Linked DNA regions of Mus musculus: region 1 is linked to region 2. The links are chromatin loops, found by intact Hi-C in ENCODE. Cell type or tissue: left cerebral cortex. All regions are shown on one strand. Each heading gives the region's core, and the rest is flanking DNA. Links, peaks and the distances in the headings are about the cores only.

Region 1 (15,542 bases), core at 1,541-9,540, 80 kb after region 2:
CACCATGTGGTTGCTGGGATTTGAATTCACAACCTTCGGAAGAGCAGTCAGTGCTCTTAACCGCTGAGCCATCTCTTCAGCCCCCAAGAATACCATTTTAAAAAATGGGATAGGGCTTAAAAATAATCATGTATACCTTCATGAAAGCCTACATTGTTCCTGATTTATTTATTTATTTATTTTAGTATAGAATAAAGTTTATTAAGGGAATGGGGAGGGGAGTTGGGGGATGGGGAGTAGAGGCTGGCCATGAGCATGTGAAGAGAGAGGAGAGGGGAATGGGGAAAGGGGTAGGAAGAGGATAAGGAAACAGGAGCAAGAGAAGGGAGCAAAAGAGCTGTTCCTGACTTATTAAAGTAGTCATATAAGGAAGTATTTTAATATAAGCCATTAAGAAACATGGTAAATGAATAAGGATTTTAGAATTACCTACACTGCATTCAACATCCCAGCAACTAAACCACGTAAGAGTCAAGGAGCTCTGCAGGTAAAGTGCTTGAGGATCTGAGCTCAGATCCATAGGATCCATGAAAAAGCAGGGCACAGTGGCACACCTCTCTCACACAGCAGTGAGAAAGAGAAAGTCAGATTCCTGAGGGACCTGAAGGCAAGCCAGTCAACTCAATTGGTAAGCTCCAGTTTTAGTGAGAGCCTGTCTCAAAAAATGAAGTGGCCAACAATAGAAAAACACCCAATGTTAATGTCTGGCCTGCACACTCATATACATACAATTTTTGATAAGCTAAGATCTAAAGAACATAATTTCAAGCCTTTGTAATTAAGTTTCTTATCTATTAAAGCCCTTCGTGGGCACCGGAAAGTAGGTCAGCAGCTAAGAGCACTAGCTGTTCTTTTACAGGACTCAAGTTTGAATCTCAGCATCCACAGGGCAGCTCACAACCATCTCTAACTCTAGTTCCAGGGTATCCCTCTTTTGGCTTCTGCAGTCACCAAGTATGCATGTGGTATATACACATACATTCAGGCAAAAATGCTCATATATATAACATTTTAAACAAACAAATACTTGGTAGAACTGGAAATACAGCTCAGTGTTTAAAAGCACTTGCGGCTCTGCACTTCCAGAGGACCTGAGTTCAGTTTCCAGAACCCACACGGCAGTTTACAACTGTCTCTAATTCCAGTTCCAGGTGATCCAACACCCTATTTTGGCCTCTGTGAACACTGAATGCACCTGGTGCAGACATAAATGCAGGCAAAATGCACATAAATATAATCTTGGAAGAAAAACAAAGTTCCTTGGTAAATGAAGAGTGCAGCTTCAGGAAACTCATTCGTAAGTTCCATAAGAAAGTAGTTGCCACATCTCTTGATTCTATTATTGAAGAGCAAAAATAGCCAGGTGTGATTAACCTTTATTGTTTATTTGAAAATGCTCTGAAATAATAAGAAATAAAGTATTCCTTATTATGTTTTTAAAAATACTTTGAGATCCAAACATAACTCAAAAACAGAGAACTGACTATTTCGGGAACTTAGGAATATTTTAACATTTTAAATGTTTTTGACCTTGATTTTCTAAGAGAATGTTCTAGCATAGTTTATGGTTAGGAAGAAGCAACCACTAGGAAGTGTTACCTGCTTTGCTATTATTAAGAAACCCAACCTTGGCATGCAACCCTTTGATGAAGACTCCTTTTGCTACCTACCCTGTAAAACGTAGATTTTCTCTTTGTGCTCCACAGCATTATGAAACTCCATTGCAACTGGCATGGCACACACAGTCATCCAGCAATTCTCTCTGCTATCATAGCACTCCACAGACTTCAGTGAGTTTCTTCCATCACCTTCGTAAACACGCCCTCCAATTGCATACATTTTACCACAGCAGTATACTAGCTTGCAGCCTATTCTGGCCCGAAGCAAGGACGGCTTGGAAAGCCATCTGTTGGTGGAATGGTCATACATCCAAAAATCATTTTCTGCTTTATGGTCGATGGACACCTCACTGCTGCTTGGCCTGTAGCCTCCTGCAATGTATATGTCATTATCTGGTGACACAAGAATCCCAACTTCTCTTAGGTCATTTGGTGGTTTGCATAGTTTAAACACTCTTCCTGTGACGATATCTAGACAAGGCACTGTTTGCTTCTTTCCTGAGTGTTTGTGGGCAGCATCAAAACATATGATCATTTCAGAAGCAGTCATTCCAAGCCTCTGTGTACAGCCACTGGTGTTGGAGGGTTCTCCACAACTTTTGACTATGGCCTGTGCAAACTGAGGAGGAATTTTCTCGATAAATGTATCTTCCATTAGAGGAAAACGTATACATTTGGCAAAAATCTCTGGAAGGTGTACTTCTCTTTCACTCTGCTCATGTTCAAACCACCTTATAATGCTTTCATAAACATGTTCTTCCCGATCCACATTTAAATCGTCACTGTCTAGTATGCTTATGAGTTGGTCTTTTGTCAGTTGGAGAAACTCTTGTTCTTTGGTGACACACAGAAACTTTTTACGGATATATTCTTTTGATCGATCTCCAAGCTCCTGATGACCATAATGATCAGCAAAGATAAAGACTCCAATAGAATTCTGTGGATCCAAATGACTAATCATATACTTAGCACACTGGTCTTGTATGGAAGGAATTTGGAAGATGCTAGCTGTAGTGAACAAGGCTTGAACATTGGCCTCTGTCAGAATAACTCTAGAGGTATAGGCATAATTCAATACTAAATCCATTGATTCAGCTTCAACACCAATGATTCGAACTTCTTTCTGAGTACTTTCTGTAAGGCCGCTAGTGAACATGGATCTAAGGAAAAAAAAAAGATTAATATTTTATATGCACTGCAAACGGAAATTTTTAGAAGTATAAAGTCATCGCACATACAAGCCCTTCTGAAAACTGATCATCTAGCACAAAAGACTTACATTCAGCTAATCCCAAAAGCTCTGTTCTCAGGGCCATTCCATCTTGTACAGAAGGAGTTAAAAACATACAATCTAAAAATAAGGCAGATTGCTTCAAGCTGAAATCACCTGGGGAACTACAGGTGATGGAAGGGCCCTGTGGTGTCCCCTCCCCCTTCTCTCTGTCTCTCTCTACAGCAAGCCATGGAGATTCTTTGGAATGGTGGTCCTTCACCTATCAAGGCTGGAAAATATCCTTGATTGTCAGAGTAGTTGTGACTGGAGTGCGTCTAAATAAACAAACTCTGAAGTCACACTCTATCTTTCAAGTACTTCTGTATCTCCCTGACTCTCCTATATCCCTAAGTAACATCCCTGCAATTTATTGCTCTAATCCAGATAGCCACTTGCCTTGATATTCCTTGACAACTGTACTTTACTTTCTTGAAAAAAATCTCTCTGGGTACATAAAATTAATAAGATTCATATAGGCATCTCTTGTTTAATTAGATCTTGTGCTAACTGGGTTTCTCAGTTTCACCAGAGTCCACACAAGAACTGGGGGAGGCAGAGGGGCAAGATTCTGTTCTTATATGCTAGCTCTGGAAGGAGAAATTGTGACATATTTCCGATCTGACTGTCCTTGTAGCACCCATCCAAGCTTCTAGTCAAATTGCCTTATGGATAATGGACCTTATATTATCATGTCTCAGAAAAAGTTCAAGATACCATTAAGATAGCAAAATGAGTCCTAAGCACAGTAAGTCAGTCTAATAAAATCTGTGACGGCCCAAGGAAAGCTGTATTGTGTGGACAAAGTAGATTTCCCCTCAGAAAGAGCACGGCATTCTTCAAAGGGCTACACTTTTCACCTACACCTTCTAAAAGACTGCTTACTCTTGGGCACTTTGAAAACCCTTCCTTAATAGATATACCTCATTTTCTCAGTTAAGTTCCTGTACTTTACCTATTTATATCTACACAAAAAGTTATGGCAGGGTTAATATGCTTTTTTTTCTAAAGAGTTTAACATTTAACACATCACTGATTCTTTGGAAATTATTTTTAAATTCCCCAATGTCCAACCTTAAGACTGAGCTTCTTAGATGGGTGCAGTGGTGTATGATCGCACTTAGTGGAAGGCTGAAGTGCGGGGGCATCCTCAACAACAGTAAATTCTGAGTAGCCTAGGCATACACTTTTAAGACAGTTTGGTTTTTGTTCTTGTTTTAAGTGAGTATATTTTTGAATCTTCTTTCCCCAACACAGATAGAATACTTGGAGCTTTAAGTAGGACTTACTTGTAAACATCATTACCTTTCCTTAAGGTTTCATTCTAAAGAAACTTTTGTTGTTACTATGCTGAGACAAGGGCTTTTCATACAGCACTGATTGTCCTGAAACTATGTGGACTAGGCTGGCCTCAAACTCAGAGATTCCCCTGCTTCTGGCTCCCCACATGCTGGGATTAAAAGCATGCACTCCCATATCCATTCAATGTATTTATTTATTTACTTTTACTATTCAAAGGGAATATAGTTTTGTTTCATTAAAAAAAAAAACAGAAACTTGAATGGAGACCCACTTGATCCATTTTGTTAAGTGTCACACAATAAGAAGTCTAATTTTAGAATAAAATCTAGTTCTGCCATTTGAATGACTTAGATATCACTCATCTGGATCTTTTCATACACATATGGGCATAACTGTATAAGCACAAGATTATTAGGATTATTGAAGACAATACATATCAAGTAAGCTTCACTCAGAGTTTGGTAAGGAACAAGCGTGCCATATATTCAAATACACACATGACAAGCAGCAGTGGCTTCTAATGCCAAGCCAACCTGTGTTCTGGACATTTCATCTTTTTTCTTTCCAGCTTTCTATCCTGTAATAATTAATACTTGGTTCAATGACCTACCCCAGGCAAGTCTAAACGATTTTCAATATCAAAACTGATGTAACTGTATTTGACCCAGCATTCTGAGAAAGAGGGACCAGAAACTAATGAATGCAACATTACAGTGGGATGGATAAGCACCTTATAAGCACCTCAAAAGATAGAGCAAGAGTGTGGCTGACAAGATAGTCTTCCTATCATTCACGAACCACTTCTGTATGCTGAAGGGCTTTTAGAAGGAAGTACCTGAAACAAAACCGATTCCAATCATCTGTTCTTAGACTAAAAACTTAGTTTTCAGACTTGAGTTCAAATAAAACTTTCACTTTTCAACATTTTATGGCAAAAGGGACAAAAAGAGAGTTTAGAAAGCATGAACTATTTCTGGGAATCTTGGAAAGTAAGACATAAATAACCTGTATTTTATTTCACTACTCTTCACAAAACTCCATGGCATTAAAACAATCTTAAAATCCTAGTTTATTTATAAAGGAGCAAGTTCCTATGTTTTAAACTCAAAAAAAAAAAAAAAAAAAAAAAGTCCTATGTACTAAAAACCGGGGGTGGGGGGTGGGGAAACATCAGAAATATTTAAAATTCTAGATCATTTCAATGATTGATTGAAACACTGTATATCCCCGTTGCCCAGTACAGCAGCCACCAGCCACACTTAGTTGTCTGTGCACGTGACATGTTTTAGTGTCGCCACTGATTTTAATTTTAAAGCATTATAATTTTTTTCAAATGTGGCTGGCAGCATACATAGTATGAATACCTCACAAGTCCACTAACTTAAAATCCAACTATCTAAACTCTGGAATCCCACCTCAAAACAGGGGCTCATTAGTAAGACAAGCAAGACCTGTTACCTACTCTCAGAAAATAAACACCTGGTTTGCCTTTATGTATTTGTCCCAACTCAGTACCACAATCAAGTGGCTAACACTGGGTTGAAAGGGAGTCTTGTACGGATAGTAATATATAAGTTTCTACCGTCGTCATACCTGAAGTAGGGGCTGATTGCAGCAAGAACGTTTCTATGACAGGAAAATGTTTTCCCGTGATCCACTTCCACTACAATGTCTGTCAACTGTCCTTCATCGTACATTGTTTTGAGTTGCTTAAGAATACTGCAAGCATGGAAAGGATCCATGGTATCGTTGGCTGTGTCTGAAGATGGAATCCCATTCGGTGTTGGGGAAGACTTACTTAAATCTAGGAGAAAAATCGCACAACCACAAGAAGTTCGAAGCCAGTTTACGGCATCGTGGGTTTTTTTCCCCCCCACCCCGTACACAAACGTCCGTGTGTGGGCACAGGAGCGCCGACACAGGCTCTAGGAGCCGAGAGCTCAACAAGGGCGAACAAGTTCCCAGGCCGGCGCGCTCCTCCGGAGCCCGGCGAGCCCGGACCGCCGCGCTCGCGGAGGGAGCGTGTGAGGCGAGCCAGCCGAGCCGGCAGCGGCGGCGATGCGCGGGGACTCGGCTCCGGGTCGAGCGCGGGACGGAAGGCTCCCGAGGGCAGCGCGATCGAGGGCGACTGCCAGGGCACCCCTCAACCGCCTCGCGGGCGGCCGGTACCCAGACGCCCCATCTTCGCGGGCGCGCCGCCCACCGCCCTCCTCCCCATTCATCCTCGCCTCCGCGCCCGCCGTCTCTCCATCCTTCCCTCCCGCCTTAAGGCCGCCGCTTCAGGTTGTGGCCGGCGCCCGCGCTCCTGCTTCCCTCCTCCGACACTGCGGGCGGCCGCACCACGCCACCCACCTGCCGACGCGGCCATTACTACAGGGGCCCCGGCTCCGGTTATTTAAAGAGGAAATGTCATTGCGTTTCGCTCGCTCCCGGGTTCCGGCTCTGCTAAGCGTTGCCTAGCCAATGAGGGTGGCTGACCGAGTCGGCTCCTCCCCGAGCCTCAAAATACCTGGCTCTGATTGGTCAGTGCGCGATTACCAGCGCGTCGGGAAATGTAGTTTTAAGGCCCCCGTTCCCGCGTGCTCCTAGTCGGACAGAGGCCCAAGCCGAGCATTTCTATTGGCTAGCTGGGCGGAGGAGCGCCCCGAGCCCGCCAGCCTGTGCCTTGAGATGCACAGCGCCCGCTGGGAAATGTAGTCATCTGGCTGAGGCGAACTGTCACTCTGAGGAGTGAGGTAGGAAAAGCTCTTATTGAGCAAATTTCCCCGGCAAGGGCCTCTCTCCTAGTCTCGACTCCACTTTAAAAATAATTGTCTTCATACCCCAAATTCCCTATCCGTGACTAGATTCTGGTATGAAAACGCGCTCTGCACGAGGGCTATGAAACTCCGAAAAGTTGGAAATGGTCAGGAGGGCTGTTATCCAAAAATACAAAGGATATAAGACAACCCCCCCCCCCCCAACACACACACACACACCATCGATAGGTCTCTGATGAGTCACCTGTAACGCCCACTTGAAATTGCATCCCCTTAGCCACATGCCCCGCTTTTCACAGATCAACTGGGTCTGGTTACATGGCCACTCAGGACCTGAATCCACTTGGCTTGCATTTCTAGCACACCAGGAAACACCTGTCACACCGAAGAGCGCTCGAGTACTCAAGGGAGACTCGGATAATTGATTTCCCCTGGGCTTCTTGAACGTGAAGAGGGCCTCCGGCTTTCCTGTGAAGAGATGCTGGAGAGAGGCTGAGCCTGGCGCTCCTCTGGACCGTGCTCAACCCTGGCTCTTGCACAAGCTCTTCCAGCCCTTGAACCTCTCTTATAACAGCGAGCACTCGGCATTCAGTCTACTTCATAGTTTTTTGCAAGAAAGCAGGGGTTTTATTGTTGACCTATTTTTTTTTCTTCTCCTATTGTGTGTGTGTGTGTGTGTGTGTGTCTGTCTGTCTGTCTGTCTGTCTGAGTCTCTGTGTGTGTGCATTTGTATCTGTGGTTTGGTGTTTTGTTTTGTTTTGTTTTGTTTGCACGAGTGGATGTACATGTTGGGGGGCGGTGCAGGTGCACGTGGAGGCCGGAGATTGGTGTCAGAAATCCTACAACGCTGCTTTTCTACCTTATACAGTGAAGCATGGTCTCTCAATCGAAACCCAGAGATATTAACTCTCTCTCTCTCTCTCTCTCTCTCTCTCTCTCTCTCTCTCTCTCTCTCTCTCTCTCTCGGCATGGCAAGCACTTTAATCACGGAGCCATCTCCCCAGCCACCTTGTTATCTATTCTGATTTCCTCATCCTGTTTCTGGCATCTAACAGGATGCTCTGACAAGTTGTAGAAACTTAAAAGATGAATGGAAAGCGAAGTGAACAAATACTTGCAGATACCCCTTTATCAGTGAATGGGAAGGAAGCTTCAGTAGAGACTTAGTTCACAGTAGTAACTTTCCTAGCATTAGGTCAAGCAGTTGAATATTTTATTATTTTTTATTTATGTATTTAGTATATTGCTGTAAATTGAACCACAGGCACCATGCATGCACACTACCAGCTCCCAGGGAGCCTCATCACCAACTCCAGGTGACCTTGTTAAAGGGGTCTTGAAATTTTACCTGTGACTGATAGAGTGGGAATGATTTAAAGTAGTTCTATTCCCTAGGTACGTTAGAAATTTAAACAAAGTTCCAAGTGCTGTGCCACTAGGCAAATTAATAAGATGTGGTGCTTCCTGGGGATCGGGGCTTAAGAGCCTCACTCACAGTCCTTGCTAATGAAACATTAAAGGCTTGCTTATCAGCATAGTCTTTACATGATAAATTTGACTTCATGTTTGTTACTTCTAACTTTGGATTTGCATTTTTCATGTATTCAATAATTTAGTAAAAACATTCTGCTCACAATATTGAGGGCATTAAGAAAAATGGCATTATCAGTATAAATTTAGCAATTAAAACAGAAAGCATGCATTTTGGGAGAAAGTCCTATTGGTTGTTTAACTGAAGTTCAAATTTAATCAACAACTTTTTCAATGCTGTTAAAGCTCTTTAAGAGACTCTTGGCTAATTTTCTTTCATTCTTGCTTTTAAAACTCAATTTTCTATTTAATTCTGTACTAATTAAATAATGTAATTGTCTTTGTTGCTAAATTAAGCAAACGAAAGCTTCCTTATCCTTTAATGGTCAAAGATTTGTCAATTTGGGAATGGGGCAGACTACAAAGTACAGAAACTAAATCTAAATGTAAGAAATAAAAATTTGTAAGCTTGCCATTTGCATGAATATCCTATAAATAGACTCCACAACTGGTCAGGTGGCATTGTCTAGAGAAGATTTGTTATCATTATGATGCACATTTTAAACAAAAGGGATAAGCAGAAGGATCTTTGACTAAGCCTGCTCAGTCAGTCAACAGGTTCTCCAGGGCTGGAGTGAGGATTAAAAAGAAAAAAGACAATTAGACAACTCTGTAACATGACTTCAGTCAGTTCTGAGGCTGAGGTGGGTTTATTTTTTTCCCAATCTACTTTTATACCATTTTGATTATATACAGGGGCTGGAGAGATGGCTCAGTGATTAAGAGCACTGACTGTTCTTCTGGAGGTCCTGAGTTCAAATCCCACCAACCACATGGTGGCTCACAACCATCTGTAATGAGAACTGATGCCCTCTTCTGGTGTACCTAAAGACAACTACAGTGAACTTGCATATAATAAATAAATAAATAAATCTTTTTTTTAATTACATATAAGAAATAAGGTCAGTTCTAGGTAAGGAACAAGCAAGACAATAAACAAAGTCCCCTGATCACTGTTTCTAGGGGCTCATCAGGATGACCAAGATATCTGAGCCTACTTCCCTGTCCTAGTCCAAAGTCATATTCTTGCCTGAAGCCTATTTCTTTGTTCTAGCCCCAAATCAGATTCCTTCCTGGGCTTACTTCCTATGTCCTGGCCCAAAGTCAAATTCCTGCCAAGTGGCCCCAAAATATTTCCACAGATCTCAAAGAAACCTACCAAGCCTATGAACAGCCTCGAAAGAAAGACGAAAAGGTAACCCAGTTCTCTTGATGTATTCACCACTGTGTTGCCCTTTGAAGCAATTTTCCCACATAGTTACAGTTTAAAGTAAAATATATAAAGGATAGAAACCTATAAAAGCAAACTGGAAGAACTGTACTTAAGTTAGACCCTGGGGCTTTCTTATAGTATGTATATATTGCCTTGGAACTAAAAGCAAAAAGAACTTCTTGAAAAAAGTCTTGATCTTTAAGTTATAGAAAAGATGAAGAGTCGTGAAAACAACAAATTCAGAAGATGAGAACAAAATGCATTCACCTTTCTGTGTGTGTGTGTGTGTGTGTGTGTGTGTGTGTGTGTGTCTGTCTTAACATTGAAAGAGTAACTTTTAGCGATTATAATTTGTACACAGGCAACTGTCAGTAATGATCCCACACAACACAGATGTGATAGCAGCTGATGGCAGAGGAGGCAGAGGAAATAGAACCTCACTTCTGCAAATGGATTCTTCGGCTCACCAATTTCCTTGTTGGGCACTGTGGAGGCTGTGAGATTAACCAGGGCTGTATAAAAGGAAAGAAGGGAGGAAGGCACATGGAAGACTGTCACCTTTCAGCAAATGACATCCTTAAGCATTTAACATCTCAGCTACAGTCTACTTGATGTGGCCAATGTGACATTTGTCTTGCCAAAACCTTGTATCATCAGGACTAATGCCTGGAATAAAGCAACAGAGTATTTTTAATATAAATTGAATATAATTGCAGATACTAAAACTGATGTTTTAAATTCTGGGGCCTATATGTTGCATATGGTTTTCTTTTTTAAAAATCCAGAATTCTAAGTGGATATTAGCATTAAGTCTACCTATTGAGTATTCTCTACTTTATTATATCTTTTTATGTAATGGTAAAACGAAGAAAAGTATATTTTTTCAAACACTGATTTTAATTATAGCAGAGGATACTAAAATGTGTTTATTTGTCTAACTAGTACTTGGAATTTAGCCTACCCAAGAAGGAAAATGTGTATGCATGAATACTTAATTTTAAAAAAAAACCTTGTTTTGTTTTGTCTTCCTTTGGTTTGCTTTCAGACAGGGTCTTTCTATTTGCTTTGGCTGGCCCAGAACTTACAATGTAGACCAGCCTGGCCTCACACTCACAGAGATCTGCCTATCTCTGCTTCCTAAATTCTGGGATTAAGGGTATGCACCACTCATCCAGGCTTCAGAATATTTTTGCTCCTCATCACTTCCTGCATTCTGGGAAGACACCATGTGCTACAGGGATCATGACAGAAGAAAGAGAGGAAAGAAATCAGGAAAGAAGGGAAGGGGAGTAGAGAAGGGACTAGAAGAGAGCCTAAATTCTAACTTAGGACCTTGTTTGTGAGGTAAAACATATTCAAATAAAAATCAAGTCAATCTTAAGAGTTGAAGGTACCCTCTATTTAACTGAAGATACACATTTCAGACCATATGTTAAGGAATTCAGAAGCACTAAGAGAGCCTATTCACTTAATGTAGGCATTAAGCAGGAAATCAAAGCAGGATGTGTTGCAGAAACATTTGCCAAAGCAATAGACACTTTCTTATTTCTCATAGCTTAACCCTGAAGGTAAAACATCAACTGTGTGTACCTTACTATTAATGATGGTCTTTGGCTCAGGATCTTTTGATTACACTGTGTGGTCCCAGAAACCAGTGCAGCATTGGGACCCTATGCTTACTTCTGCATCAAACACAGCGTAAACCAGAATCTGCCAGGGATGATGAGTGCGCAGATTTGAGAGGCTTTCATTGAAAGAATAAGGGAAAACCAGAGTGTAGAAGGTGAAGCCCCCTGCCAAACCATTTTGACTTTATTGGGCAAAACTGATCAATTTAAAGGTTTGATGATTTAGTGTTTCTTGATGGTAGATATAATTTACCATGACTAGTTATTAAGCTGATCACGCCCCACAAATTAATTCAGTCACACTCAGATGGATATTAAGAGCCATAGTCACTGTCCACGCACGTGTGACAATAATATCAACACTCTCCTCTATTTGAAGTTTAGCTTATAACCCACATGAAGCTGGTAGAGTTAAAAGTAGTTCTTGTTTTTTTTTTTCTACCCCTAATTATGTTCTGATATGTTTTAAGTCCATGGATTAACTAAAAAGCGTAAATAGGGACATGAAACCAAGAAGCAATCTTCAGCCTGCAGATACAAGAACAGAAATTTATGGAGACTAGGGAGCCAGTATTTTGGAAAATACACTTTAAACATAGCAGAGAGAGCAGAGTTAAATATTTATGGAAGAAAGCTACTGATGTGTCCGTAAGACTTTCAGGAATATTTAACTTTTGTGTCTGGTTGTTGTACCAAGGGCTTTCTTAGCCTCAGTCCTCCTGATCGTTTCCCTCAGAATCTTCTTTGTTGCGGCAGACTGCCCCGAGGTGGTGTCTGAGGATTTAGAACAACATCTCTGGCCCTGCCCATTAGGGGCTAGGAGCCTGACCAGCTTTCAGAAGTGAAACCAAAAATGTCTCCAGACAGTGTGAATGTCCCTCCAGCTGAGAGCCACTATTTTAAGTGTGTTCCTGCTTCTGTTCCTCTGGGCCATGGATGGCTGCTGATGGCTCTGTTTCACTTTCCATAAATACAGTACTGCCATTTAAAACTATCTCATTTCTTTTTTAAAAAAAATTTAGATTTGCGCTGGAGAGATGGCTCAGCGGTAAAGAGTTCAATTCCTAGCAACCACATGGTGGCTCACCACCATCTGTAATGGGATCTGGTGTGTCTGAAGACAACTGCAGTGTACTCATATACAAAAAATAAATGCATCTTTTTTAAAAAAATTAGATTTAATTTTATCTTGTGTGTATGAGTGGTTTGCCTGTATGTATGTCTGTGATGCCTGGTGCCCAGAGAGGTCAGAAAAGAGGGTGTCAGCTTCCTTAGAACTGGGGTTATCGGTAGTTGTGAACCACCATTTGGGTGTCAGACACAAACTCATGTCCTCTACAAAAGTAGCAAGTTCTCTTAGTCCCTGAGCTACCACTCCAGCCTCTTTATCCTCTTTTACAATATGTGTTGCAAGAGTATAGTTAATACTTGACTTACTTCATAACACATACAACCCCTGAAGTCCGATCTCCGGCTTTATATATTCTATTTACTTCTGATTTTCTACATTGACTTCTTCCAACTTTAAATACAGTTGTTATGGATTTGAAATCTCTTATTGCAGCCATGCAGTGGTGGCACCTGCCTTTAATCCCAGCACTTGGAAGGCAGAGGCAGGCGGATTTCTGAGTTCAAGGCCAGCCTGGTCTACAGAGTAAGTTCCAGGACAGCCAGGGCTACACAGAGAAACCCTGTCTCAAAAACAAAAAACAAAAAACAAAAAAAAAAACCAAAACAAAACAAAACCAAAAACCAAAAAAGCAAAAACGAAATCTCTCATTGCATTAAGTAAATATTCTTGTAAAAATATTTCTGTGTTGTGTACCCCGAGAATTCACATGATAGTGTTAGGTTGTGGATCTAATCCATTTTTAAACTTTTTTTTTTTTTACCGTATTCTGCTTTTAAGGGTTGGTTCATCCATATTTTTTGTTCTTTTTCTACTTTACCTTCGTGTGTGATATATATATATATATATATATATATATATATATATATATATGAATATATATCACTCAAAACCATGCATTTAATTGTATAGATATGCATGTTGAATAATAGACAAAATAATGACTGTTCAAAGACTTTTGAGTCTTATTTCCCAAGGACTGTATTTTAAGCCCCACCAGTAGTAGTAATTTGTCTCAGCTGCAATGGGAAAGTTACAGTGGGTGAGTTTAGACAGAAAGCACTTGCCAATCTTTGTGAGAACTGAGTGATGAATTTCTTTTTCATTCTTTTCTTTTTCTCCCCTCCTCCTTGGTTCTTTGAGACAAGATTTCTCCAGGTAGCCCTGGCTGTCCTGGAACTCACTCTAGAGCAGGCTAGTCTCTGCCTCTGCCTCTGCCTCTGCGCCTGTCTGCCTCTCTGCCTCTCTGCCTCTCTGCCTCTCTCTCTGCCTCTGCCTCTCTGCCTCTGCCTCTCTCTCTGCCTCTGCCTCTCTGCCTCTGCCTCTCTGCCTCTGCCTCTGCCTCTGCCTCTGCCTCTGCCTCTGCCTCTGCCTCTGCCTCTGCCTCTGCCTCTGCCTCTGCCTCTGCCTCTGCCTCTGCCTCTGCCTCTGCCTCTGCCTCTGCCTCTGCCTCTGCCTCTGCCTCTGCCTCTGCCTCTGCCTCTGCCTCTGCCTCTGCCTCTGCCTCTGCCTCTGCCTCTGCCTCTGCCTCTGCCTCTGCCTCTGCCTCTGCCTCTGCCTCTGCCTCTGCCTCTGCCTCCCTAGTGCTGGGACTAAAGGTGTGCTTCACTACCAGCCCACTGCTGAGGTATGAATCTCAAAGCCTTAATTTTACTTTTCTCCTCCACCAAGTGTTTAATATTAATGACAGAATGGGTGGGGGAGCTCAGCTCAGCATCTGAAGGAACTCAAGTGAATAACAGTTTGAAGAACAATAAGGGAAATTTACATGGTAAATAGCCATCCAAATCTGTCTGTAAACTGAACTTAGCTTGACTGCAGGATCCTCCTGCAAGGAGAGTGAGACTTAGCCTGAGAGTCAACACCCAACCCAAGGGACAATGCCAGGAGGAAGAGGTATTTCTAGACCATCATTTACTACTTTACTGTTTTGGTTTTTTTCCTAAAGATAGTGGGTTCATTACGAAAAGATGCTCAAACCTTTCTCTTTCTTGTGGCTGAACGCTAGCTGTTTCTGGAACCATAATTGCTGTGCTCATTAGATGAGAGGCAATACAAGGCCAAGGAAGCATCTTGAGCAACAGATGCTTCGCACACTGCTCTCTTGCATAGCCAGTTAGCCCCTGAGAAGGAGCGACGCCCACTGGAACAGCTCAGCCCATGGATGTGCACTTGGCTTCCGCTGAACTTGCTCCATTTCAAATACAGAGCCATTGTCTTCCAGTCCTTCTCAAGGCCTTCTTGTTAGAGAACACAGAGCTCAGCTTGTGTATTTGTGTGTCTATACAATATATTCTTATCTGGAAGTTTGATTCCTTTTTAGGAGGCAGAATATCATTGCTATAAAAAGACACAGTCTCTAGGATTAGGTTAGACTGCCCAGGTTCAAATACTCCTTGAAGACCTTTATTTTATTTTATTTTATTTTATTTTATTTTATTTTATTTTATGTATGTGAGTACACTATCACTGTCTTCAGACACGCCAGAAGAGAACATCAGATCCCATTACAGATGGTTCTGAGCTACCATGCAGTTGCTGGGAATTGAACTTGGGACCTCCGGAAGAGCAGTCAGGGCTCTTAACCACTGAGCCATCGCTCCAGCCCCAAATGACATCTTTTTTAAAATATGTTTTTAATTGAAATAGAATCATTTCCCTTTCCCTTTTTCCCCTTAGTCCCATCCCCCAGCTACCCTCCCTCAAACCCATTCCATGCCCCTACTCTCAAGCTGATCACTTTTCTTCTTTATTATTGTTAAACACACACACACACACACACACACACACACACACACACCCCACATGCTGGTGACAATGTTCTAAAGGAAGGACTCTGACTGGGGAAAGGATTTTTATTGGGTAAACAGCAGCCTAAACTCAGGGTTCCTCGGGAATCTTGTAGGGCAGGTTTCCGTTTGCTGGAAAAACCACTACCTCCTTTATCTGTCCAAACTGGTGAACTACGCCTGGCAAGGGTATCTAGTGCCTGGTTAATGGGAACAGCCTGTATCTGCTCTAAGACTCTATCT
Region 2 (15,542 bases), core at 3,621-11,620:
TTCTTTTCTTTCTTTTTTTTTCTTTTTCTTTTTTTTTTTTTGACAGCCTTTTACTTTGTATCCAGGCTGAACTTAGAGTTTTTCCTGAAGACTGTTGCAGGTGTCCAGCACTATGCCCAGTTCCTTTCTTTTTGGATTTCATGCCTAGAGCAGCTAACATGATGTTGAATGGTAATGGTCAGAGAACAGCCTTGTTTTCTTCCTGATCACAGAGAGAGAAAAAGAGGCAGAGACAGAGAGAAACACAGAGAGACAGAGAGAAACACAGAGAGACAGAGAGACACACAGAGAGACAGAGAGACACACAGAGAGACAGAGAGAAACACAGAGAGACAGAGAGAAACACAGAGAGACAGAGAGAAACACAGAGAGACAGAGAGAAACACAGAGAGACAGAGAGAAACACAGAGAGACAGAGAGAAACACAGAGAGACAGAGAGAAACACAGAGAGACAGAGAGAAACACAGAGAGACAGAGAGAAACACAGAGAGACAGAGAGAAACACAGAGAGACAGAGAGAAACACAGAGAGACAGAGAGAAACACAGAGAGACAGAGAGACAGAGAAGCAAAGCAGAGACAGAAAACCAGAGAAACAGAAAGAGACAGAGAGAAACAGAGACAGAGAGACAAAAAATTCAGACTCTCACCATGAAAAAGGATGAGAGATGTGGCCTCTTTGTAGATAGTCTAGATAATCTTGAAAAGTTCACCCTGTGCACCTCATTGGATGAGATGACTAGAACTTGATTGCATCAAATGTTTATTTAGCATTAACTGACAGGGATATGATATCTGATCTTTCTTCTTGAGTGTATTGATATAGTGGATTACACTTATTGATTGCTCAACGTTTTCACCAACTTCGCATACTTTGAAGAAATCCAGTTGACAGGCATATAATTTTATGCATTGGATTTGTTTAGATAACACTATGTTCAAGGTATTTGCGTTCAATTTCTGAGAAGTATTTTAGTTGTCTTGTAACATTTTGGTTGAAGGGTAATACTTGACTTGGTGTTTCAGAAATGTTTCTTCTTTGGTTTGGGGAAAACATTATGGAACAGACTAATTCTACATTAAATGTTTGGTGGAATTCTCTCTCCAGCAAGCCTATTGGTCTCACTTTCATTTTTTGTCGAATGTTGATCTGAGTTTTTAAGCCATAGCGATTCTTGTGCCTGTGTGCATCTTCGAGGTCTGCTTTCTCTGTGTTAGGAGACTCTTGGGTGCAGGGCTGTCCATGCTGTTACCTTTGCTTGCCTGCACTGTTCAGGGGATCAGATGTGACAAGAGAATGCTGTGGTTTGTGGCTTTCCTCATTGAGGATTGTCAGGCTCCTTAATTTTTCTAAGGAGCATGCCCCTGTTTTCCTCTCTGCTGCCCTGTGCTCTGGCTTTGATGGGGGTTTGCTCTAGTGCCTGCCAGTTCTTCTCTCCTACTAGCTTTCAATGTCAGTGCTCCTCCTATCTCTTTCATTTTTAGCATAGCTTTTGAATTGCAGCTCTTAGTGCGTTCATCTTATTTTAATTTCCTATTTGCTCACTCTAATCTTCTATGTCACGGCTGAGTCTGTTTCTTGTTTCTCCTGTGCTTGCTTTGTGTTTTGGGATGCCTCTGAACTTCAGTGACAAAGGAACTACTGCCCTAGGCAGTTAAAAACTGAAGTAAAGAGTCCTAAACTGTGAGAACTTTTGATAACCTGGCAGGAAGGAGCCTGTGTTTTCCCTCGAGGTTTCAAGGTTTCCTCAGTCCATACTTAGGTCTCCCCTTGACGCTGGGTTTATCCATCTCAGACAGTCTGTGTCTCACAGCTGTCTATTCTGGGGCCTCTCAGTGTGGTGTTCTGATGTGAATATAAGGAAACAATTTACACATTTCAGGAAATCCCAGTGCTTCCATGAGCCTGACTCTGGCTTGACATTCATGCGTTTTCTCCTGCCAGTTAGACTGTTTGTAGAAGCAAACTCTGGGTACATTGTGCAACAATCTCTCTTCCCCTTCTAGAGTCACAGGGACAGTGTTCTTAGAGCCAACTCTGAGAAGAGTGGAGTGCTTAAATGGCAAATACACAAAACTATGGCCTGTCAGATGCAGCCCCCACTGTTCTCCGATCTCCCATGATACCTGCTCTCACAGAAGATGTCATCCAGGCCCCTAGAGTTCCTGGAACTTCCAGCTGCTGAAATGCCCAGCTCCCTTTGGGTTCCAATAGGTCCTCCTCCACTCAAGAAAATCCCAGCTGCACCCCTCTGGCTAAGCATAGCCCTTCAGAGTTAGGGGTAACCATTAACCTTGCAACTATGATCCTCTGCTAGATCCCAGGGGAAAAAATGTTTCTCATCTTTGGACCTGTAATTTTCTATTTGACATTCGACAATGAGAGTGGTGATTCCTGGACTCTTTACGAGTCTACATAAAAACCAGAAGTATGGGATAATTTTAAACCAAACTCCTATCAGTTTTACAGAATTGGAAGGAAGTTCTCAGCATCAAGGATGGAGATACCCCAAAAGAAGGCCCGCCAAAGCTTGGTCTAGTCTGTGACCTTTATATAATTTAAAATAAATATATGAAGGCTGACATGAAGACCATTGTACCCAGGTTTCGAGATCCTGTCAACAATAATCTATTCAGGAAGGGGTCATATTAACCCTTTCCTTTCTGTCACAAAGGTGCTGACTCTGACATTATACATATGACTGATGGCCTGGGTCTCTAGCAAATGGCTTCTGGGACTACTTTTTGATCTCTTCCCTATAGATAAGACTAAATTATGTTTCTGTGATATCTTAAGATTCTTACTGTCTCACAGGGTAGTTTGCCTTAACAATGACTCGCCTTTCTTTCCAAACGGATTCCAGAGCTACCTCAGCGTATCCTCTGGCAGTGACCAACAGGCAATAGTGAAACTCTTCTGATTTTCCCTGTGCTCAGTTGATGTTTCCATAGAGCAGGCATTCATCTTGATTCTTATCCCCCATTAGCTTGTCCTGCACATCCTCGCAGATTACAAGGTCATTGCCATAGAAGGCGGGATCACATAAGGTGGCCTCATCTATAAAAGCAGTCTCCACGGAACATGTCATGTGTGCTTGAATGTGAGCGGTGGCTTAGGAGGGGCATTTGTTACTTACAAAAAGCCTCGGGGATCACATCACAGGGCAGACATAAAACCCAGCCTCCCTCGGTGCTGGATAAAATGGAAGCACAATCAGCTCCATCACTTACGCTGCACTCAAACTGTCTGGGGCGTTCATGATCACTCATTAGTTATTCATTCTCACAGCGCATTTGTGAGAAAACATAGGCTGCACTCCGAGGGAGGAGGGGAGTCCTTGAACTAAGCCCTGCAGCTTTTCTGCCCCCTTTCCACACTACCCTGCAAGAATCCCTAGGTGGGCATTGCTGTCTCCTGACCAGAAAGCATGGTTTGAAAAAAAAAAAAAAAAGCGAGGTCAGAGCCTTTTTCTGTTTCAACTTGTATTTAGGAATAAGAATTTCCTTCACAGAAATTAGTGTGGCCTCCCGGAATCAAGGGTGCTTTGTGTAGACCTCGGAGAGTTATACCTCTAGGCTGAAAAACTGATATTTCTTTCCAGGGCTGTGTCGCTGCTGGATCATTTGCAGTTGTCCCCACTGCTGTAACCTCTCTGTGCGGGTGTGATTTAAACATCTCCTCAGGGTGAGGGTGAGTCCAGAAGTCGGGGGTTGCTAGGCAGTGGAGGACACTGTAGGATATTGAAATCCTTCATCCAAAGCTCTGCATCTGCTGCTTCAGAAATCCACTCCAACCTTTTGTTTGACTTCTCTTGGTAAAACGCTGTCCACATCTGTGAACGGAGGGGGAGTGGGGGAGGTGGCAGGGGAGACTTATACTGTCTGGTGTCTGTGGGTGGCACAGAAGCCTTCGTTGTGCTAAAGGCAGAACCCAAAAGTGGCCATTCCAGAGAACCATGCTGCTTGTTTTTAAATGAGGTCTGAGTAGACCCCGGTAATAATGGATTCTTGGAAGAAGGCCAGAGGCAGAACACATTCTAGGAGCCCTGGATTGAATCAAGGGCTTACATTATGAACAGCATTTGGAATTTTCCAGGATAGAAGGCTGTCTGTCCCAGTTTGCAGTGCGTTCACATTCAAAAGCAAATCAATTCCTGTTGCCTATGGGCTTTGAAATTTTATCTTAGCACTTCAGCCAGTCCACACAGGGTCCTTAAATATGATACACAGCCCCCGAGGAGGAGTGGTCTTGGCCTTCAGGCAGACTGTAGTCATTTATTCACAATAGCAAGTTTCTTCTTAGGTTCTCTGAGCATTTCTTATATGGGGTATGTCAACAGAATTATAGTTCTTGCACCAAAGGGAATGAGGGTTCATTTACTCTGAGCTAAGTTAAAGTGACCACAGGCCTAGGACATGGATTCAAGTTACCCTAAGGGATATGGCGCAGTGTGCAAGAAGTTGCAGGGAGCTTCATAGTCATAGAGAGAAATCAAAAGTCAGAGTGTTCACTCAATGTCATGAGGTCAGCAGGTAAGTGGTCCCCCTAGAGTCTGGTAGTCTTATCTATAGATTTCCGATACTTCAACATCCTTAACTTCAGGGTTGGTAAAGATAGTGCAAAATAATAATAATAATAATAATAATAATTAATAATTACATAATACTGCCAAAGATTTTAAGACAAACACAGAAGTCAGTGGCAAATGACGAGTGAGGGGGCTAAGGATAACCCACCATAATTTTGGCTGCCTATCGGCAACTTTCTTGCTCTCCACAAACAAAAACTTGCGATCAGTTGATCTTCAGCGCAGATGTCGCTTCTTCAGAAAACTTTGGTTCACACACAGCAAGTTCCTTGCTAAACCTCAGTTTTATTGTCTTTTAAATGGAACAATGATGATATCTATGGAAATAAGATAACAAAGCAATGTATTTCCTGGGATAGTATTTAGTCAATGTTTGGTGCACCTTCAGCTTGGTGGGTTTTTGTCAGCGTCTATGGATTGGCTGTGATAAGATTTAATGATTGTGTTAGTTCTTGAGTACCTAGTTAGTCCAGATGCTGATCAAAACCAAGAAGTTGGTACTTTGGCCACCTTTTCTCCTTTAAATATTATATTATTTATTATTATTACTATTATTATTACTATATCTCTCTTTTGCAGAAAAGAACTACTTTAATGAGTTTATGAAATTATGTTATAAATTACTCCAAGTAGAAACCCTTCCAGACATATTTACACGTGGAAAGAGTTGATATTCAGAGGTTCTAGCATGACCCTCTACTTACCCACCCAGCACACAGTATAAGGCCACAGCCACAGTTACTGTAGGGAACGGAGTAAGAGCCCTTACAGTCCCACAGTACACCAGGCAGGCACACACTGTAGGATGAATCACAGGGTACAACATCACTAAATGTTGTTAATTTCCAGAACACAAGTTTAAAGGAAAATTTTGGTTGAACTTCCACATGCTAATCAATTTCTGTATTCTTGGAGTTTCAATCAAATAAGTCGGTTAAAATTAACAATGTTCCATATCAACTTTATGCCCAGTACCCAATTAAAAATACTCTTAAGAAAAGCAGACTAAAGGTAATATTAAGCATGAGCAAAGTTTTGAAATTTAAGACTTCTGTGCATATTAATCTGTTCACGCCTCTATATATCTCCCTGATTTTATGTGAAGATTTCAGATTTGGAGGACAAGAGTAACCACTACATCAACTTAATTTTAAAACTCAAATGTTACAGAAACATAAATGTCTAATGACTGAATTAATTGAGATAATGAAGCAATTAGTGCCCTAGGTGATGGAGGTGCTTTGTTGAGACTTTGAAAATATTGATTTGATGACTGGAAAAGACCAGAATGCTTCAGACACTGTTCCTGACTGGACAGACATTCTTTATCCAATTTGGTTCACAGCTGACTGACTTTGCATGGCCCTGAATACTGCTTAAAGTTGAAGATCATTTCTGTTGTGGATCTGAGATAGATAAAATATCACAAAGCCGTTTGCTCAAATAAGACCAAGATGGGGTCTGTAGTGGTTGCTCAAGACTATTACTGGACGCTGCCATTGTAAGAACATAGGAATTTTACATTTAAGCCAAGAGTTTATGCATCACTATACACATGTGGGTTAGAATATTGACATTATCTGTTTTAAATTATAAGTTAGTTTATTCAAATCATTTATTATTCTATGCAATTGAGATCCTTTCGTGGCATTGTACCAATCCATTTCCATCTGGGATATTGGAGCCCCTTGTCCCAGACCCCTTTCTTAGCTTCCAATTGTCAATGTCAAGGAGTTTGATCTCTGCTGATGAGTGGATTCCCTCTGCCCAGATCCTGGCTGAAGCCAGAACAGATGACAAGCCCACATGCCTCCTGAACAGACTAAACAGGAAGGGATGCATCTAAGGATGGTAGAGCAATAGTACAGGACTCACTTGTCTCCTGGCCCATCCCTCTCCTCCTTTCACTCAATTAGCCCTCAAGGTTGCTCCAGAATCCAGATGTCTGTGTCTAGATGCATGATTAAAGCAAAGATCTTTTTCTCTTTTAATTGAAAACCTTTGACATTTATTCATTTGTGTTTTGTGCGTATGCACAGACATGTGCGTCAGGATGTACATGCAAAGGTCAGAAGAAAATATATAGTCAGTATTTCTCTCCTCATACCATGGAGTCCAGAGATAGAACTCAGGTTATCAGTCTTGATGGCAAGTACATCCCCCCACTGAGTCATCTTGATAAGCCCCCTAAAATTTATTCTTTAAGTTCTCTTCTTATTGTGTCTATGGAGAAGATTTATTTTTTAAGACAAGGTTCAGGCTGGTCTCAATCTCACTCTCTGCCTTTCTCGCCCTCCTGGGTGTTGCGATGACACGTGTACACCACCGAGCCTATCTTGAATGAGGGAATTATAAAAGCAAAAAAAAAAAAAAAAAAACAACTAATAACAAAAGAACACTGGGTCTCACTGGGTAGCCATGGCTTGGAATTCGCTGTGTAAACACCCACAGTGATCCACCTGCCTTTGCCTCCAGAACCACAAGGGATTTCGAAGGATTTCTTTTCTTTAGTGTTAAGTAGCTTCTGATAAATAAAGGACTGGGAACAGGTAGAGGTTGGGCATCCATGATCCCCAAATCCAAAATCCCAAATGCTCAGAGTCTGAAACTTGGCTTTAGTCAATGTCTAAGAAGGGAAAATTTACTTGTCAGTAAACTCGACAGACAGTGAAAATTCTACAACAATTCTTTTTTGTATTGTGCTAAAAATTATTCAAAATACTGTATAACGTTGCCTTCAAGCTATGAGTGTAAGGTATATATGAAACATAAGTGAATTTTGTCTTTAGACTTTGGTCTCATCTGGTGACAACTTGTTACCTATCCATAAATGTGACAAAATCATCTGAATTCCCAAACACTTCTGGTCCCAAGTATTTGCGTAAGGGACACGCAGCCTGTGCCACTTTGGTTGCTATCACAGTGGAAAGCTGTGGCAGGCATGTGGGAGAGCGAGCGTAGCCCATCTGCTCCACTTTCTTCTGTAATGAAGAAGCATGCACCATGGTGGGTCTGCAGACTTGCTGAGAAAGCTCCCTTCTGCCCTTCACCACACCCCACACAGGCCCGAGGATCTGCCCCAGTGTGCTGCCTGTAAGACTGTGTTTTGCTGTACAGTGTGAAAGGATTAGTAAGGACTCCTCTTGAGCTGTGCTTCTCCATGTTTCTCAAGCTTTAGAATCACTCGGCAAATTTGACAAAACAGAGTTCTGCCTCTCCCACTCAGAGTGCCATATGCAGAAACTCTGGGGTCTGGGAATTTGCATTTCCCATAAGTATCCAAGGGATAGTGCTGCTGGTGGCCCAGGCTACACAGTTTGAGAGCCATTGCTATGGATGCTTTAGAAAAGACAAAAACAATACAAGAAGATAGGTAGATAGGAGGATGAGACAGCTCGCTTTTGTCTTCCTTTGTCTTTGAGCTGTATCTAGATACCAGATGAGGAAACCTTTTACTGTTGCTGTTTCTCAAACTGTCCTTGAATTTACGGAGTACCCAAGGATAGCCTTGAACTCCAGATCCTCCTGCCTGTACTTCCTAAGTGCTGGGATTACATGTGTGTCACCACCATACCTGGTTTATGGCAGTGCTGAGTATCAGTCCCAGGCCTTTATTCCTCTAAACAAACAAGCTACCTACTGACTGAGCTCTGTCTCCTTCTTCAAACCACCAGAATTGAGATCTTGAAGCTTTGTTTGCTGTCTTTGTCTTTGTTTGTCTGGTCAATTCTTCCTTATCTCACATTGTGTAGGTCTATTTTACATCCATATGGAAATAGCACAGGGGTCATCTTTACTCCGTTTCAGTCATCATCTTCCAAAAATGAATGTATTTAAATGTAAACCTTCCAAAAACTCAGATGGTCCAGGCTGCCCACGACTGTGAGAGCTTTTCAGAACAGGGTATCTTTGGTGCTACCTACCACAGGAAATTTCTAGGCAAGGCTAGCATTAGATGATCATTTCTAAATTTAATGAGTGTGTGCTTTTGCTTTAGTATATGTATTTAGCACTTAGTATTTAGCATGTGTATGTGCATGCATGTCTATGTGTGGGTATGTGTGCATGTGTATGTGCATGAGTGTGTGTGTGTGTGTGTGTGTGTGATTTTGAAACCATAAGTTGGCATCAGGTGTCTTCCTTTATTGCTCTCTACCTTGTTTTCTGAGATAGGGTCTCTTGTTGGATATGGAACTCACTGATTCAGCAACACCAAGCCCCTGGGATTCTCCTGGCTCTACCCTCCACACCAAGCGCTGGGATTATAGATGCATGTGGCCATGTCTACTTTTTGCACAGGTGTTAGGGGTCTGAATTCAGATCTGTGTGCTTGTGTGTTAGGCACTTTACTTGCTGAGTCAGCTCCCAAGCCCATGAGCATTAGTTTTTTATCATCTGTGTAATTTACAAAAATTAAACAGTCACAAGTCTGAGGCCAGAAAGGGATACAGTGTCTTCTAGGCTAGCCTGAGCTACAGAGTGAGACCACCATCTCAAGAAACAAACAAGCAAAAACTGAGTAAGTAAATACAGTCTTATTTCTTACCTCTATGCTATCTCTACCTTTATGCTATAAAACCCACTCTCCTTAACTGATCATAGAAGCCTTTTGAGAAGGAAAAGAGTTTTTGCACCACAGATCTGATATCTGGGATAAGGATCATCTTTGACTTTATAGGCTTTTGAAAAGACACATTTGAAACACTAAATTAACCCTGACCTACAGCCAAAATTGGCTGTTAAGGCTCACATGCTTGGGAATAAACAAACCCATTTATTTCTGAAGGGTTTCCATCTCTTCTCTCCTTGGGGCCATTAATTCTGTGAGCCTTTCAAACTGTGATTTGCCAGAAGCTGCAAAAGTGTAACAAATTAATTATAGATGTATGTTAAATTGCTTACATTACCATCCCTGGTTTAGGGATAGCTCTTGTGAGCAGAATGGCTGATCAAAGAGTCTTTCTATCCACCCCCTGGCAACACAGAGCCATTTTTGTTCTGCTTGTCATGCTGTGCATAGGTAAGGGATAAAAACCAAGCTCTGATTTGCAGACCTGCCTGCAGGCTCCCGAGGAAGGAACATCGTATGGAGGAAGCATCCAAGTATAAATGCAGATACCCTCTTCTGTTACTATGCTCATCTGGGATGCCCCACAAGGCCTGTATATTAAAGGGTTGGTCCCCAGTGTGGTGCTGTTGGGATATGGTAGACCCTTTAAGACAGGAGGCATAGTAAAGAGTGTCCTATCATTTGAGGTATTCCCTTGGAAGGATATCTCTTCTCCCACCAGTATGTACTGCCCCTTGGCCCAAGGTCTAATGACAATGGTTCTGCCCACCATATACCTAAATCCCCAAATCTGTGAGCCATAGCGAACCTTCTTTCTATAAGATGACAACCTCATGTATTTGTTATAGGGTTAGAAGGCTGATCAAAACATCTTCATTCCCTTGAGTGTTACAAATCCAGAGTTTCAGGTATCACATTAACACCAGTATCCTTTCCAGCTTCACTCAGCCCTTCCGTCTTCAGGCTTCACCATTCCTGCAGTCTCAGAGGACCCATGGGAGGCCCTGCAGCTTCTCATGTGTGGTTCAAAGCTCTTGTTTTTTTGTTTGTTTGTTTGTTTGTTTGTTTGTTTCTGTTGTGGCTCCTGGTTACTGCTATTTTCTGGTCATAGGTCTAGGCCTCTAAGATTTGCTTCCTATCTGTATTAGCTCTTTGTAGTTCAGCTAAGGCTTAATATATAAGTAATCTGTTGAGTCTTAACTTAGTCCCTGAATGTAGGATCTCCTGCATCTCCATAGAGTTGAACCTCTAGTAAGAAACTGAATATACAAATGAGCAATGGCCAAAACATATGTCAAAATTAAACCTTGATCCGCAGTCTACAGTAATAAGTCCAGGCAGCCAAGCCACAATTTCTGTAATAAATGGCTCAAAATAGTTGGTATTTCATCATCAATGAAGAGAGACATTGTCTATTGCCAGAACTAAATACCACAAGCCAGGTAAACAAGGAATCTACTCATGTCCTACAGTTCTAAAGGCAGCAGTATATGGTGCTGGCATCTGTGGGCGCCCCTTGCTACTTTGTAGCAAGGCAGAAGGCATCCTATGATGGGGCAAAGTGAGTATGCTAGCTCAGATCTCCCTATGAAGCCACTAATACCATAATGGGAGCCCCAGCCCCAAGGCCACATTTGATCATAAGTACCTCCCCAAGTCTTTATTTCTGAAGAATTATGACTTTAGGAATTGTGTTTAAATATGAGTGTTAAAGGAGACAAGACCTAGATCGTAGTAGACAGCCACTCTACACAGCTTCTCAGATGGCTTCCAATCGAAAGGAGCTCCAGGTGCCCTCAGGAATCGCCTAATGGTCAACCCCTGCTGCAGCTGGGTCCTGCCCAGCTCACTCTATTCCCCCACCTCTCCTTACATTCCTTTCCTAGGAAGCTACTTTGCACCCAAATCCTTGAGGGCAGGCTGGCCTTGGGAGGACTCAAACTAAGCAGAGGAAGCCTGCTTTTAGAAATGATTCAGCCTGCACTGTGCGAGTGAAGACATCCCTTCTCTGTGGTGGCTTGTCTGAGACATGTGGTCAGGTGGGAAACAGACAGATGGGGAAGGGAAAACAGCTTGTTCAGAAAGATTCTTTTTAATAAATCTCTTGTCATCAAATTATCTGGTCTTTCTTATTAGGGTTTTAGAGCTAGGATGCGTTACAAGTCTGCCCTTCATGTGTGTGTGTCCAAATCCTTTAATCCTGGGTAAATATTCAGAATATTCATAATTCCAGATGGAGCCGTTTAATTAACCTTTGATAAGTGCAAATTTCACTCAGAGTTTAAAAACAAATACTTTAAAACTTAAGCTATGAAAGAAATCAAAATTTCAAAGGCAATATAAAGATCACAGGGTTTCAGAAGTAGATGTTTTTTTTTTTTTTCATATGAAAGTCAAAAGCAGAGGTGGGGAAAGCAAGTATGGAAATGAAACAGTTCTGAGTTCAGAAAGTAAACCGTGCAGGGAGCTTCCTGGCAAAGGTAAGCTGTGGTGAAGAAATTCAAGGTAAGATCTAATGAGTTCCCTAAGTGTCTCTTGTGAGACTTATCCTTGTATGATAAATAAAGTTCATTTGTATGTAGGTGTTACACATAAGACCATGCCCTATTCACAGTTCTTACTGTCCAATAATCAAATACAGAAGTGAATTAGAAAATACCTTTTCTCTGTCTCTGTCTCTGTCTCTCTCTCTGTCTCTGTCTCTCTCTCTGGTGTATGCATGCAAGTGTGTGTGTGTGTGTGTGTGTGCCCCAATAATAGACCACATTTATCTTACAAAGAATCACTTAAGATGAGCTGGAGAGATGAATCAATAAAAAGCACCTGCTGAGTTTTTCAACTCAGTTGTTCAGAGCTCAGCATCCACGAGGGGCAACACAACCTCTACTAACTCTAGTTCTAGGGGATCTTATACCCTCTTCTGTGCTCTGGGGGGGGGGGGACGACTGCATGCACACAGTACACAGACAAACATGTGCACATACATGCACACATAAATATTAAAAATAACAATTATCACTTAAGGAAGAGAATAAAGAATGGTGATACTACTTTAAAGTAACGAATACTTTAGGAAATATATCCCAATTTTAATATATGTTTTTAAAATATACATTTAAAACTAAGTGTACACACACAGGCAGACAGGAACACAGAATTTCAATCAAAATGTATTGAATAATATCTTGGGCCATTCACTTATTTTATGATGAGTCTCTTACCATGTCAGTGAGTGTTTATTAAAAATAATATATAATGGATTTCTTTATATCTCATTGTATTTTTATCCCATGATTTATGTAACATCCCCTACCGTTAGACATTTTTATACTTATGAATATTTGTCATTATAAATAATGCTGCGGTAAATTTTTATCGCTGAATTGGTTTCTTATGATGAGTTATTGGAAGTTGGGGCAGAGGTTGTATCCCCCTTGGCTCTCATCCCTCGTGGGGATGGAATTCAGGTCCTGAGGCTTGAAAGTGGGCACCTTTCCTGATAAGCACCAATTACCATTAAGCCCAATATTGTGTCTTCTGTGCCTAGCATGAAGATTGGCATAAAATAGATGCTCAATTAATGCACACTTAGGAAGTGAACTCAGAAGAATTACAAGTTCAAGACCGTCCTCAGTTACACAGCAAGTTCCATTCCAGCCTGCCCCCTCTATATGTACATTGTATATGTATATATAATTTACATATTCTTGGTAAGTTACTATTTAATTACATTTTTAGAATGGCTTCTCTCTATGCAGCCCTGGTTGTCCTAGAACATACTATGTAACTAATTTCTATATTCACCTGCCCATGCTTCTGCCTCTGCCTCCATTTCCTGAGTGCTGACATTCATGCTGACTTTAACTATATTCTTAACTTATTATATCAAATTTAACATTTTTATTACTATGATACATGAAAATGTCAATTTTAAATCTGAAAATACTATGAGTAAATGTTGATTTGTTTTTAGCATTTGTCTATTTTACTGTATAATATTAAGAGGCCTATAGCCTTGCAATATTAACTGTTAATCTTCATTTAGTGAGTTGTGGCTCACCATCATCCCATAGCATCATGAAAGTACCACCCTGTATGTTTACAGCCCAGAGAACACCTTAAAGTGTGATATGTGAGTATGGGTCGTTCTGAATGTATTTGGCCTTCATACCACTCTATGGTTGAAAGTTCTTCAGTGTGACCATTGTAAATTGAGAATCACCTGCACCTATATTCAGTGCAGGTTTTCACGAGAGCCTCTGGTTGGGCGAATGCCTGGTTGTATCAGCATCTTGTGTGGCAGTGGACAGCTGAGCAGTGTTACCAGGACCTGGGCCCCTTCCCCATCTGGCCCTAATGTCCATCCCTTTTGCCTCACTCTTGCGCTCCAGACTCCAGCTAAAACAGAGACATGCAGGAAGCAAACTGATTGGCTTTTATGGGAGAACCTTGAGGCAATTTTCCTGATTGCTTTTTTTTTTCTATTAAAGAGATGATGAGGTGGGGAAATTGGAGGCTTGATGAAAACAGAGAACTTTTGACCTGGGTCCCGTGAAAACTAAACTTGAATGGACAAAAGCTAAGATGGAAAATAGGATTGCCGGAGAAAACGCACAAGCTGTTTTAAGGTCAACAACCACAAATTTCTATTGGCCCCAACTTGCACAGGTGTGTGCTGCATAGCTCTGGAGTGTGAGAACAGACAGGATGCACTATGGGTGGGCCCAAATATAGGTGGAACTTTTGTTAGTCAAGTATCAAACAGGCAAAGGGCATTGAAAACACTTGCAAGTTAGGTGATTGAAAAGGTGAATACTAAGATGCAATGTGAAGTATAAGGAAGTAGGAGCTAGGAGGGGAACCAGAGGGACCACAGCTCACACGGTGTAGACAAAGTACTGAATCAGTCACTGGGAGTATAAAGAAAGCTGAAAGAAATGAGTATTGACTATGTCAAGACTGTAAGATACAAAGCCATGATACAAAGATACGTGAAGGTCTTCCTCTAGCCTATGTGTGCCTGCATAGGGCACATATACTGGTATTCCCATATGCATGCTCTACATTTACATATTACACACACACCTGCATATGTTGTATATGAACACAACTGGTTTTCGAATAGTCTCAGATTACAGTTGGTCAACTCTGCTGATATGGGACCCTCAGATTTGGAAGGTCAGCTACACATTGAACCCTACATTTGCCTTTTAGTTTTACCTGATTAGGTCTAAAATGATTCTGGGCTTTGGTTTTTTTTTTTCCCCTAACCTTAGAAAGGAAGTTACTTTTTATTGTCTGCCTCCACATCTTTGTAAATGCCAAGTGAAATAAGATATACAAGAAAAGGTGGTATCGTTTATTTGGAGGCAAGCTAGCCAGATGGCCTGTGTTTTCCTGTTACATGAATCTCTTAGCAGGAGTCAGGAATCACCTTCCCCTACCTGTTTTTAAAAGCAATGCTATAAAACATTCCATCTTACCATATGGTTTCAATTGCATTGCAAAGCCCATTGTCTGCTGTTAACGGGGTTGTCATTCTTTTCCCTTAGTAGAGGGAAACTATGTGTTGAGTGTCAAAATGGAGCTTCTTCGCTAAGGCACCAGGTCAATTCAACAGGAAATGAGCAGCTAACCGGGCACATTTCATTGCAATGTTCCAGACCCAGACATTTGCTTTTTTTTTTTTTTTAAGAAAAAAAAAAAAAGCCAAGTTCATTTAAAGTTCTTACTGTCCAGAAATGAGCAGTTCTGGGCTCCATGCATATTAATCAAGAGGGACAGCAGAGAACCCAGATGTGCAGGTGTCTTTCCTATGCAGATGTGCATACAAAATTCTTTACATACTGAATTTCTCACACTCTCATTGAATTATGTGCTTTCTCAAAAGCCTTAGCTGAGGATTTTCAGTTCCTTGGGTCCATGGCTGGGGGGAAGGGGGACAAAACAACAATGAAAACAACAACAATTAACAACAACAACAAAATAGCAAGTCATTTCCAATGATAGAAGTAGCGTCTTTCAAAGGCTCTATGAGCTGTGATTCTTTAACAGCATTCGTGTCATATAGGATAATAAAAATGAGCAATTTAAATATAAATTAAGGAAAAACGTATCAAATGAGCTTTGTAAGCTATATTAGTTTGTTTCTCTGTTTCTGTGATAAAACCATGACAAAACAGACTTAGGGAAAGAATGGGTTTATTTAAAATGACATTCTATTATTGAAGGAATTTGGCACAAGAACTCAAGGTAAAAAGCTAGAGGAAGGATTGAAGAGGAAACCATGGAGGGATGCTGTTTATGGCTTGCTCTTTATGGCTTGCTCAGCTTTTGTTCTTAAACAACCCAGGCCTATCTGCCCCGGAGTGGAACCACCTACA

The links. A loop is a pair of places that touch in the nucleus more often than their neighbours do. Peaks named below come from ENCODE experiments on the same cell type or tissue, not always from the same donor. Only the 100,000 strongest peaks of a DNase experiment are listed, where the experiment ranks them.
Region 1: it touches region 2 in a loop (2.4-fold over the local background); 7 of 42 quality-filtered maps call a loop at or near these places.

Annotation. Positions count from the first base shown.
Region 1 is chr6:95,108,976-95,124,517 of GRCm38, reverse strand. Kbtbd8 (kelch repeat and BTB (POZ) domain containing 8) reads right to left here and starts at 6,638. Exons shown (of 4, transcript NM_001008785.5): 1 at 6,544-6,638; 2 at 5,785-5,995; 3 at 1,671-2,779. The coding sequence starts at 6,559. It overlaps Kbtbd8os (kelch repeat and BTB (POZ) domain containing 8, opposite strand), which reads left to right and starts at 6,887. Exons shown (of 2, transcript NR_153843.1): 1 at 6,887-6,926; 2 at 10,115-10,501. In left cerebral cortex, for the core only: a CTCF peak has its summit at 6,522; DNase peaks (open chromatin) are centred at 5,946, 6,200, 6,730, 7,343 and 1 more place; H3K4me3 peaks cover 1,580 bases; H3K27ac peaks cover 676 bases.
Region 2 is chr6:95,190,860-95,206,401 of GRCm38, reverse strand. No RefSeq gene overlaps it. Among named protein-coding and RNA genes, the nearest start is that of Kbtbd8, 81 kb to the right of the region's middle. In left cerebral cortex, for the core only: no CTCF peak of the experiment used is centred there; DNase peaks (open chromatin) are centred at 3,971, 7,197 and 7,607; H3K27ac peaks cover 1,188 bases.